2 separate regions of the Mus musculus genome follow, and region 2 is linked to region 1. The links are chromatin loops, found by intact Hi-C in ENCODE. Cell type or tissue: heart. All regions are shown on one strand.

Region 1 (5,000 bases):
TAGCAGGCACCTCATGGTACCTTTCATATGGCCAGTGTGCCACATTCTGTCCATTCTATACTTAGGCCGTCCCTTAAAAAAATCACAGGTTTGATTTTGTGCAACTCTGTAGAAAACCATTCAGGATATTCTCAGGATCACTATGATGAAGACCCCTGGGGAACTGAGCTGCCAGTCATACAGTACCACTTTTCCTTTCTCTTGTTTAAGTGCCATTGACTTGATTCCTTTCTCCTAGAGTTCCATCGTTCTGAAAGCTTGACTCAAATCAGAACCTTTTCTTCCCTGCTCTGTGTTATCATCAGCTCTCTAGTCAATGTACCCAGCACAATCTCCCTGTTTGTAGATTACAGGTACCCTAAACTTATCCTCCTACCATTTGACAAACATCTACCTCTCCACAGTGTGTGAGCCTCCCATGGACCAGGTCTGCCCTGTATACTCTTTGTTGTCTCTCTACCATGCAGGGCAGTCTATGGTCTACAAAATACAGTACATATGTGTTTAGGTGATTGCTTTTCTCATAAGGTTAGGGTTGCTCTAAGGAACCTGGCCTTCCTTATTTCCTGCAGAACCTACTTCATTTTTAGTAGCGTCTCCATTGTATGGCCAATGAAGTCCCAACTCATTTTTTTTTTTTTTACCAGTTCTTTCATTCCCCCTTTCCTCTAAATACCTGTTATTTGGAATTTATTACTTATATTATCTGTACCATATTATATCTTAGCCATGCTATAGTCTACTTAACAGCCTTCTTTCCTCCCTCAGAGGGGGGGGGGCTGACTCTGGCACCCCTAGAATCACCTTTCCAGATTACCATGCTGCAGAGAACTGTCTTCTGAGTGCTTGCTCTCCTCACATAGTTCCCAAGATATGAGTGCTACAGTATGGCTCTCTCTTCCACAGGATCACTGTCCCAGTAGATAGGTTCACCACAGTCAGTTCCTTCTTTACATTTCCATGGCCACATCAGGGTAAAGTGCCTCAGCATGGCACGAGATTGAGTGTGTCGTCCTGGGTAAGCCGAGTCTACACACTTACAACTTTGTTCATTGCTCTAGTAAGATGAACATTATTCACGCTTTGATTGTTCTTTATAAAACTACATATGCTCCTCCAAGACTATATAAAAGTACTTCACAATGTCAGTGAAGACTATACCAAATATACTAGCTTCATCCCATGTAAGTCATCTGAAAAGTCATCTTGGTAGTCAGCATACGTTAGTGACATGAGGAAGTTTTCAAAAAGATATCACAGTCAACTCCTACCACCTTCACCTCAGCATCTTCCTCTAGTCATGCTCAGAGTTGGGTGTTAGCAGCATCTTCAATTTGTGTCAGACTAGCAGCCCAAAACTCAAACAAGAGAATTGTGCTCTTCGATTTTCATTTATGTTTTATGTGTTCACAGACAGCTACACATTTACAGTTTGGGTTCGTATTGGGTTGTCCTCCCTCACCCATCCCTCCCTTGTCCCCCTCTTCCTTCCTTCTTTCCTCCATTCTTCTCTCTTTCTTTCCTGCTGCCACTCCCCTCATAATTAATTCTTGACTTACTGCTATAGCCTCCAGATTGTTCTTCTAATTCATCCATGCCTCTGTTGCCAGAATTGCCTTTTAAGACAGAATTGACAGTCCTCAGCTTGAGACCCTATAGCTTAATTTCCTTTTCAGTTTCTTCTGTACTTGACATAAGCCAGAGTGTATCTAGCTCTTGGTTAAAGCTTATGGGATCTCTAAGAGGGCGAGCAGTAACTATTCTGAAGCACAGCCTCTGCTACAGCATGGGGACAGGTTGAGTATACATACCAGTTACCATGAAAGTCATGTTCATCTGCAAAGCCAGGACATAGTACCAGAAACTGCTGCCCAGCCAGAGAGGTCAGCACATGACCAAGCCCTGTGCTTCAGAACCATGTCTTGTGTCTGTTTTCTGACCACAGTGAGTCAATGGAGGCAAACCATTTGGCCTTTACCCTGCGAGTATCAGAATAAGAGAGGTGTCAATCTTTTGGTTGAGTAGATGCATGGTACAGCTTACTCACTTAAGTGTTCCTCTTGATTTCCTATTTCCCTGAGTTTCCAAGTGGTAACAACAAGCTGTCAGCCCACTCCTAACACAGCTGCCGAGCTACATAGAATATTCCCTCTCCAATAGATAAAGTTCGAAACCTCAGCTCCACTCTACTACGGGGTTTCTGAGTGATGGTTCTATACTTTTAACCCTCTCTAGTTCATTCATAGCTCATGTTTATTAATTTACTGACTAAATTGTGAAGTGGACTATAACCACCATATTTTAAATAAAACAAGTAGGAAACAGCATAAACTTCTATCTCGGTTCTTGCAGATGAAGCAGCAAAAAGGGATGTGTAGATTGCAGTTACCATTCTGGCTTTGGTAAGCAAGAAACATGTAGTTAGTATTTCTATCTTTTTCCTTTGGATTTGTTTTCTATTCCTTGTGCCTGTAGCTGATCTGGGGTCTTCACTTTGACTCTTGAGGTGCTTGAGCTGCCAGCGGCTCTGCCTTGACAGGTCAATCTTGTTCCTTGCTCTGTCCACTTTGAGAATGCTCAGTAGTGTCAGGGGGTGGTGGCACACACCTTTAATCCCAGCACTTGGGAAGCAGACGCAGGCTGATCTCTGAGTTCAAGTCCAGTCTAGTCCACATATTGAGTTCCAGGAATGCTAGGATTGTCACCCCTCCATTTATCCCTTGGTTCCAGAAACCAGTTATTTTGTTTGTTTGTTTTGCTTTTGCCAGGGAAATACATATTACTTGGCCGGTCGGACTATACTTTGCATCTTTTAACTTACAGGCTTTTCCAAGTTCCATCAGGTCTTGACCCTCACTTTGCATCCTGACTGAATTTTTAGTAAATCTCATCTTTGATTACTTAAGACCATTGACCTTTATCAACCCATTGTCTTATTATGACCAAGTGACTTATGCAGTTTTGGTCTTTAATAGCCTCAGTATTTTTAGCCACCTAGTCATCACATGACTTCCTACTCCAGGGCTTTGGTGGTTTGCAGACACCATCTGTTCTAATCATTAGTCTTTCCAGCTCTTGATGCCCTGAGGTTGTCTCTCACAGAGACTTTACAGCAGTGCTGTTCTCAAACGAGCCAGTCATTATTTTGCAAAGGATTCTGGTAGAAGAGAGGAAATCTCTGGTAGGGGTTGCCATTCTTATTCAGATCTTCATACATACACATATCTCACCATTCTCTTAGCATCCTTTGGCTAGTTGTGCTTGGCTGGGTCTACCTAAGTGAGCCTTATAGCTGAATTCTGATAGAGGAGCCCCAGCTCTCTCATCAATGGTCTTTTTTTTTTCTTGGACAGCTACAAGAGTGACCTTCTGGGTATGGAGATGCCAAACATTTTCACCCCAGGTTGAGATAATGTGAAATCTGGCTGTTAAGAATTCTTGATGAGCCAGTCGACTAGTTCAGAGACTTTGGAAGGTCTGTGAGACACTGAGCTTACAGCAAGTCCCTCAGGAGAAAGAAGTACCCCAGTGACCTAGACCAACACACCTGAAGAGTTCCCCTGACTAATCACCAGTTTGTCATTGTACTGTAACTAAGCTATAGTCCCCAGATTACAATGCATTCTCACCTCTCAGCTTTTATCCATGCTGCTTCCACTTCTGTGGGAAAACTCTCACTATTTTAGGACTGGGCCCTGGTACAGTCAGATACTGGGGAGGAACACAAGTGTTGGAAAAAGCAGAGGAATTGTTGCTATTCATTGGTCACCTGCTTCTTGACTTTCCTTTGGTCTGCTTCCATCACAGCAGAGGTGGAGGTGGTCTGTGAGTTACAAGTCATGAAGTAGCCTTTCATTTTCCAAAACCACACCCTGCCCTGTATAAGATTCCAGGGTAGGAAAATCACCTAGCACAGAGGGAGAGAAAATGCTTTCCTCTTACCCATCCCCTCTGGCAGTCCTTTAGCATCTGCCTTTTAGTGCCTATTACTGAGTGTTAGCCGGTCAGACACCAGCACGGTTGTGTCTGAAATGGGCATTTCTAGCCACTTTTTCTTCCCATTGGTGGGGATTAAAACTAGGCTTTCTACAACTACACAAGTGCCCCACTGCTAAGCTATAACTACAGCCTGCAGACATCATCCCTGACTCTTTCCCCGAAGCTGAGAACAGGCTTGGAGTTGTGTAACTTGTCCAAAGGTCATGTAGCTGTGAAATGCCAGTAGCTATGTGATGGACAGCTGTCTAATGACAGGCTGTCTTGTGTTTCCTTTAAGGAGAGTCATGTCTGCTTGTCCTTTCTCTTAATAAAAATTCCCTCTTGTTATTAAGGCATAGTTCTTTTTAAATTACCCAGGTACAGGATCAGTGTTCTGCTTGAATTAATATATGCATCTTTGTTTTAAACTTTATATCTCCCATCTCTCATCTTGAGACAGAAAATAGACACCCAAATAGCCCATCTTCTAATCCAAAGTATCTGTTGCAATAAATTGGCTATATAGATAACAGTCCATTTATGTGTGTGGAGCAGTAGGATTTTTTTTTATTGCTTATTACTCTATTCTATATAACCTTTTCTTTTAGTTAACATCTAAGAAACCCAGCCCTTTAGAAAATGTCATAAGATAAATTAAATTTCCCTGAGTTCTGTGGTTTCTGTCTGAAGGGTTTTTTTCCCCTATGACTATGCTTTTCAGTTGAATATTTCTCTGAAGTCTTAGCTGAGGTCTCCAGCCAAAGTGCACATGCGTCTGTCTGCTCATCCTTTTGTGGCATCCAGGTGTGGTGTGTGAATGGCCAAGGCAGGAGTACAAGGCTTCCTCCCCACCTCCTCCTTTCCAGCCTTTGGGGATGGGGCACATCGCCATCGTGTTAGAAAATCCATGGGTGTTCACACAAGAAAAGAAAAAGGCAAGCATGGCCAAAACAAGCAAGTTCTTCCTATTCTTCCCTCTGTCTGAGAAATGTTCCCTCCCTTCCCTTAGTGCCTGATGCAAC
Region 2 (5,000 bases), 69 kb after region 1:
CCTAATGACTTCTAAACTTTGTTTTTAAGGCTTCTGGGGCAAGAACCTCAAAAGGCCTGCCTCAGGGGCCACCTTCTACCTTAGGTAGCCGAGCTGTTTTTTGGCATTGTTAGAGGCTGACATAGTCTGAGCCAGGATGTTTAGCTGCTTGTGGGGTAGGAAAAAAAGGTTAAGAAAAATAATTGTTGTTTTTGCAAACTATCTATTTAAAAACTGAACCTCAGGAAGCAGATCTGTGTTCCAATGCTTGGATGAATCAGAGCTCACAAAGTATAAATACACATTAGCAGGAGAAGGCTTCCCATAACCCAAGTACTTATGTCTCCCAGCCGGGAACCTCTGAACTCCTGTTTCTCATTCCCAGGAGAGCCAAGAAAGCGGCCCACAGTCCAAACGGAAATGGTGGGGCTTCGTTCAGCCTAAGTTCAAACTCCTATGGGCATTCCAGGACAGTTTGTTTGTTTGTTTGTTTTTCTTTTTCTTTAAAAGCAGCTGGTGTTTAGCTGCTTACTTGTTCACTTGCAGACAAGCAGGCAGGAACTATTTAGGAAGGTGGGGACCCCCACCCTCTTCTTTCTTTGGCTCCTTTCTACCAAAGAAATGTTGCTAAATAAGTTAACTTTGACTCATTGACCCCTCAGATCAGCTAATAAAGATGAATCATACAGACCATGGCTTGCTTAAGGGGCAGTGTAATCATTTTACTTAAAAATGATGTCAGGTGGTAATTTAGCAACAAGCCCGCTTCCAGGCTATCTAATTCCATTTAACAAGGAGGAAAAACATTGTAATTAATGAAGAGCGTATACTTTTGTTCTCAAATTTTACTGTGTGTAAGCAAAGGGGGAAAGGAGCAGAGGAGAAAGCTTGTTGACAAATGTAGATTCTAAAGTCCAGTTTTGGTGAGTTCTGATCCTATGGGGTCTTGAGCTGGGCTTGGGGTTCTGCATTCAAAAGAGCAGGAGGCCTTTCTTATCATGACAATCCCACTTGCATTTAGTTAGGTTAAATATCCTACTGCCTCCTACCCCAACCCAGCCCCCAGTTGTCTAAAAACTTGGGACAATGAGAATAATCGCCACCACCTTCAGGGTAATGCTTTTCCAGAATTTCATGACATACCCTAACGTTAGGATTTTAGCTAGTGAGATTCGGGACTGGAACTTTTCTCTGCCAAAGCTTCTTTAAGAAGGGCTAGAACATCTCCCAGAGTCCTCTCTTCTACCCCCTGACCCCAGCATACCCGGGCTTCCTTCTTTCTCCACAATTAAGATCCTGGCTTTGAGCCGTGCCCACAGGAGTCTGACCTATGCCCTCCCAGGACTCCATGTCGGGGACCAAAGACTCGTCAAGACAACATCCGTGAATCTCAAGATCACTTCCCTCCTGGAATGAAGGCCTGCAGAAGCTCATTAACTCCCCTCCCCACCCCCCCCCCTTGGCACAAAACTACTTGGCAGCTACCCAAGGAATTCTAGCGTCCTGCAGAATCCAAGTTTACAAACCACCAGAACAAGGTATTACTTCAGAATGCTATTGGAATCTGGTGCTGTCTAACGAGAATGTCTCCTGGCTTATAGGGTCCCTGCTTCTCCCTCTTCAACCCCACCTTGCAGAAACCAGCTGTCTGCTGACAGAGATTAATGACAAGGTATTGCTACACCAAGGTAAGATGTCGTGGGAATCTAAACTCATCACTAGCTGCTTCCTTCTGAAGTACCTCGTGAGGCACCCAAACAAAGCACTGTTGGATATAGCTTAGGGATGTTAAGAGACATTGAATCCCTTGATAGTCTGTCTATGCAGAGATATTTGGGACATTTAAAACTCTTCATCCATCCTGAAATGAGCTACCTAACTGAGAATAACCCCTAGACTGTTAGAGAAAACTTCCCTGTGGGGGATGGGTACAGGAGGAGGGCATATCTCTTCACCTTTGAGTGACCAAGTTTGTTAGACCATTAAGTCCAGGGGCTAGTGGGCAGGCCTGGATGCTAGGTTGCTAAAGAGCATTCTGAGAAAGGTAACCTTTGACTTCCTAACCAGAAACAGGGAACTCCTGATGACTCTACACGGCTGCTGGAACGTGTCCACATGGCTTTCACCACAACTCATCCCTTGCCGAAGAGGAACCAGAGGCCAGCTTCCTGCACCTCCCAGTGTGGGAACGGGCAAGGCCCCTGGAGCCACAGGGAGCTATGGCTTTTGCTATTTACAGATATTGAAGGCAGTTTGATCTTGTAACACGCCCCGCCCCCCTTGGAAAGTCGGATACCCAGCTCCTAAGGTCTGCGTGGTAAGGCAGCCCAACACTCATTCCCTGGGCCAAGGTGGTGACTAGGTGGACCCTAACATCAGACTACCCACGTTGTGGCAAAGAGACCCTCTGGGGATAAGCGTACACATAAAGCCATAGGGTGTGGCGTATAATGACAGCAAGGAATCACTATTAATCCAATCCAAAAAGTGAGAAGGCGCCAAGTCTCACTCCTTCAGCTCAATGCCAAATCCAAGCTGTTTAAACCACTGTTTGTGCAATGGGCATTCCCTGTGAGTGCTCCGAAACCATTCATCTCCACACTGCAATCCAGTAGCACTATGTCAGCAGTATTCACACTTGTCAAATGACAAGAGAATCGGGGGCTCCCCCACCACAGCTCGCACCTACACAGCAGCCTCACGGGTTTTTTGAGAACTCAGAAATTTTGCTGTTTGCTTCAACCCCACCCCCACCCACACCCCCACCCCTTTCAGATGCTACATGGAGCAGAATGAGCAGTGCCAAACAACCACAGGATGGAAAAACCAGCAAGGATTCCATAAGCTCACAAGACTCCACACTGTTCCATGTTTTCATACAAAAAATTTAATAAATATTACTTTTCAAAATTTATTGCCAGGAACAACACATCAAAGATGTATTTTCTGTTCATATAACACTAATAGAACAAACACCAAGTATCTCCCCAGTCCCGGTGGTGAACCTGGATCACTCTGTTTTATAAGCCTTTTTTTTGATCTTGAGCTTGGTAATAGCACTTTGATTTCCTCACTTAAGGCAGGCAGTGTACTCTACGGCAAATCTAAACAGTGATCTAACTGGACATTTTACGGTTCAAGTATTCAACTAGCTTATGAGAATACTCCCTAAATGCAGTAGACAACAACAACGAAATCAAGTCTACAAGTGGTTCAGCATTACATAACGAATGGTGAAAATAAATCAGAATTTACAAAGTAAGATTGGGATGCTTCCAACTTCACACAATTAATTTGATATTTGTAATGAGATTCAACCAGTCACTTTCTGGCTACATAAGTCATATAGCTCAGTCTGTTCCCTTAAAACTGACTGCTCTGTAGCAGATCGCCTGCCTGTCTCTTTTCAAGTCTAAAGCAGGAAAGAAAGAGGAAAAAAAAAAAAAAAAGAAAGAAAGAAACCTGTTCTAGAGCAATTCTTAATCTGCCTCAGTCAGTCCTTAAAATGTGTCTTAAACTTAAAGTGATGCTATCAAGGAAGTGTTTCAACACCTGACGTCGTACAAAAAAAAAAAAAAAAAAAAAAATTCCATCAGTATTCCCAGGGGAAAAAGCCTATCCCATCCTTTCAAGAGAAACTATTTCCAAACACCTTAATTTTGGCTTACAGGCAACACGTTATGAGAAAAGTTCACAAAAAAAAGAGTCATATGCTTACAACACTATCAAAAACCTTCAATTCTAAACACATACATATAAATAAAAAGGAATGATGTTTTAAGGCTCTTGATTATTAAGTTAATAAATCAAATATACACAGTGATTAATAAAAAAAGAATTATTTACATAACTATACAAAAATTCTACTTTGACACATTTTTCCTCTTTAAATTCTTCATTTTACCAGCAACTGCTGACATCAAATCCCCCCTCCCCCAACAACAAAAATACAATAAAAAAAAATAAATAATAAAGTCATTTGTGATAGTTGCTGTGGTTCTGAGCTGCAAAGGCACTTTCAAATACAGAACTACTCGAACGTCATCATAAAACCAATATACAAAAACAACTCAAGAGTCAATAAATATAAATAAAACTATGATCCTAAGGCTGCCATCACCATTAGGACCGCTGGCAGATGTGGAAGCTCCAGGCCTAGGGCTGGGCAGCTCCTGGGAGCCCGATGTGTCTGCGGCAGGGGAATGGACACCAGGGCACATTCACTAGTTTTTGCATAGCTGTGAGAGCGCTGCACTCAATTTCCCAGCCAACCACAGAAACTACCAGTGCCAGTGGAAGCCAGCTTGTCGAAACTTAAATTAACACAGGATTCTAAGTCAACAACAGCCTCAGACTGGAATAGGACAACAGTTTAAAGAAACTACAAGCCCCGCGGTGCCCTCAAACTCTACCTATGGCGGCAGCCCACTGTCTGCTATACGATGTATTCCATCCGGTTCAAGCTCTGGGCACTTTCCAAGTCTCTGTTGTCCTGTTTATTTGTCCAGTTCGGGTGTTTTGTCGGCGTGCCGCTGGGGGCCTTCTCCTCTCTGTCTACCAGCGTATACACTGGCTGTTTGGCAAAGCGGACTTTCTGCTGGTGTTTATCCATGTCATCCTCCTCCACTTCCGAGTTGTGTGTCCTGATTTTTGACATTTTCGAGTTTTTGTTCTCGTAATCCTTAATGGGGACCGTGTTGGCTCCGTGTTTCTCGATGGGGTTTTTGATTTGGTTCAGCTGCTCCCGCACATTGTTGGTGGTGTTGTCCTCGGGGGCGGAGTGAGTGTGGCTGCTGGGCTTCCGCCGCTTCCTTACACACCAGTAGAAGGCTGTCACCAAGCAACAGACCCAAGCCACTGTTAAGACAGAGCTCAGCAGAGGAACCAGGAAATCTGGAAGACAAGCCAAGGACCAGTTAACTCAAGAAGAGCTATTGCCATAGGAACAGAATGCCAACAGTGGTCTTCCTGTATTCGGTCCCTAAGAGGGGCACTGTGGGGACAAGAACCTCTTTGAAACT

What was found. A loop is a pair of places that touch in the nucleus more often than their neighbours do. Peaks named below come from ENCODE experiments on the same cell type or tissue, not always from the same donor. Only the 100,000 strongest peaks of a DNase experiment are listed, where the experiment ranks them.
Region 2: a loop joins it to region 1, with 2.6 times the contacts of the local background. A loop is called at or near these places in 3 of 42 quality-filtered maps.

The regions. Positions count from the first base shown.
Region 1 is chr2:137,009,165-137,014,164 of GRCm38, forward strand. The region is part of intron 4 of Slx4ip (SLX4 interacting protein); the gene reads left to right. Among named protein-coding and RNA genes, the nearest start is that of Jag1, 100 kb to the right of the region's middle. In heart, no CTCF peak of the experiment used is centred here; DNase peaks (open chromatin) are centred at 3,047 and 4,857.
Region 2 is chr2:137,078,610-137,083,609 of GRCm38, forward strand. It overlaps Jag1 (jagged 1), which reads right to left. Exons shown (of 26, transcript NM_013822.5): 26 at 2,842-4,872. The coding sequence ends at 4,415. It also overlaps a transcript of Slx4ip not described here. Among named protein-coding and RNA genes, the nearest start is that of Jag1, 35 kb to the right of the region's middle. In heart, no CTCF peak of the experiment used is centred here; DNase peaks (open chromatin) are centred at 362, 2,142 and 4,752; H3K27ac peaks cover 370 bases.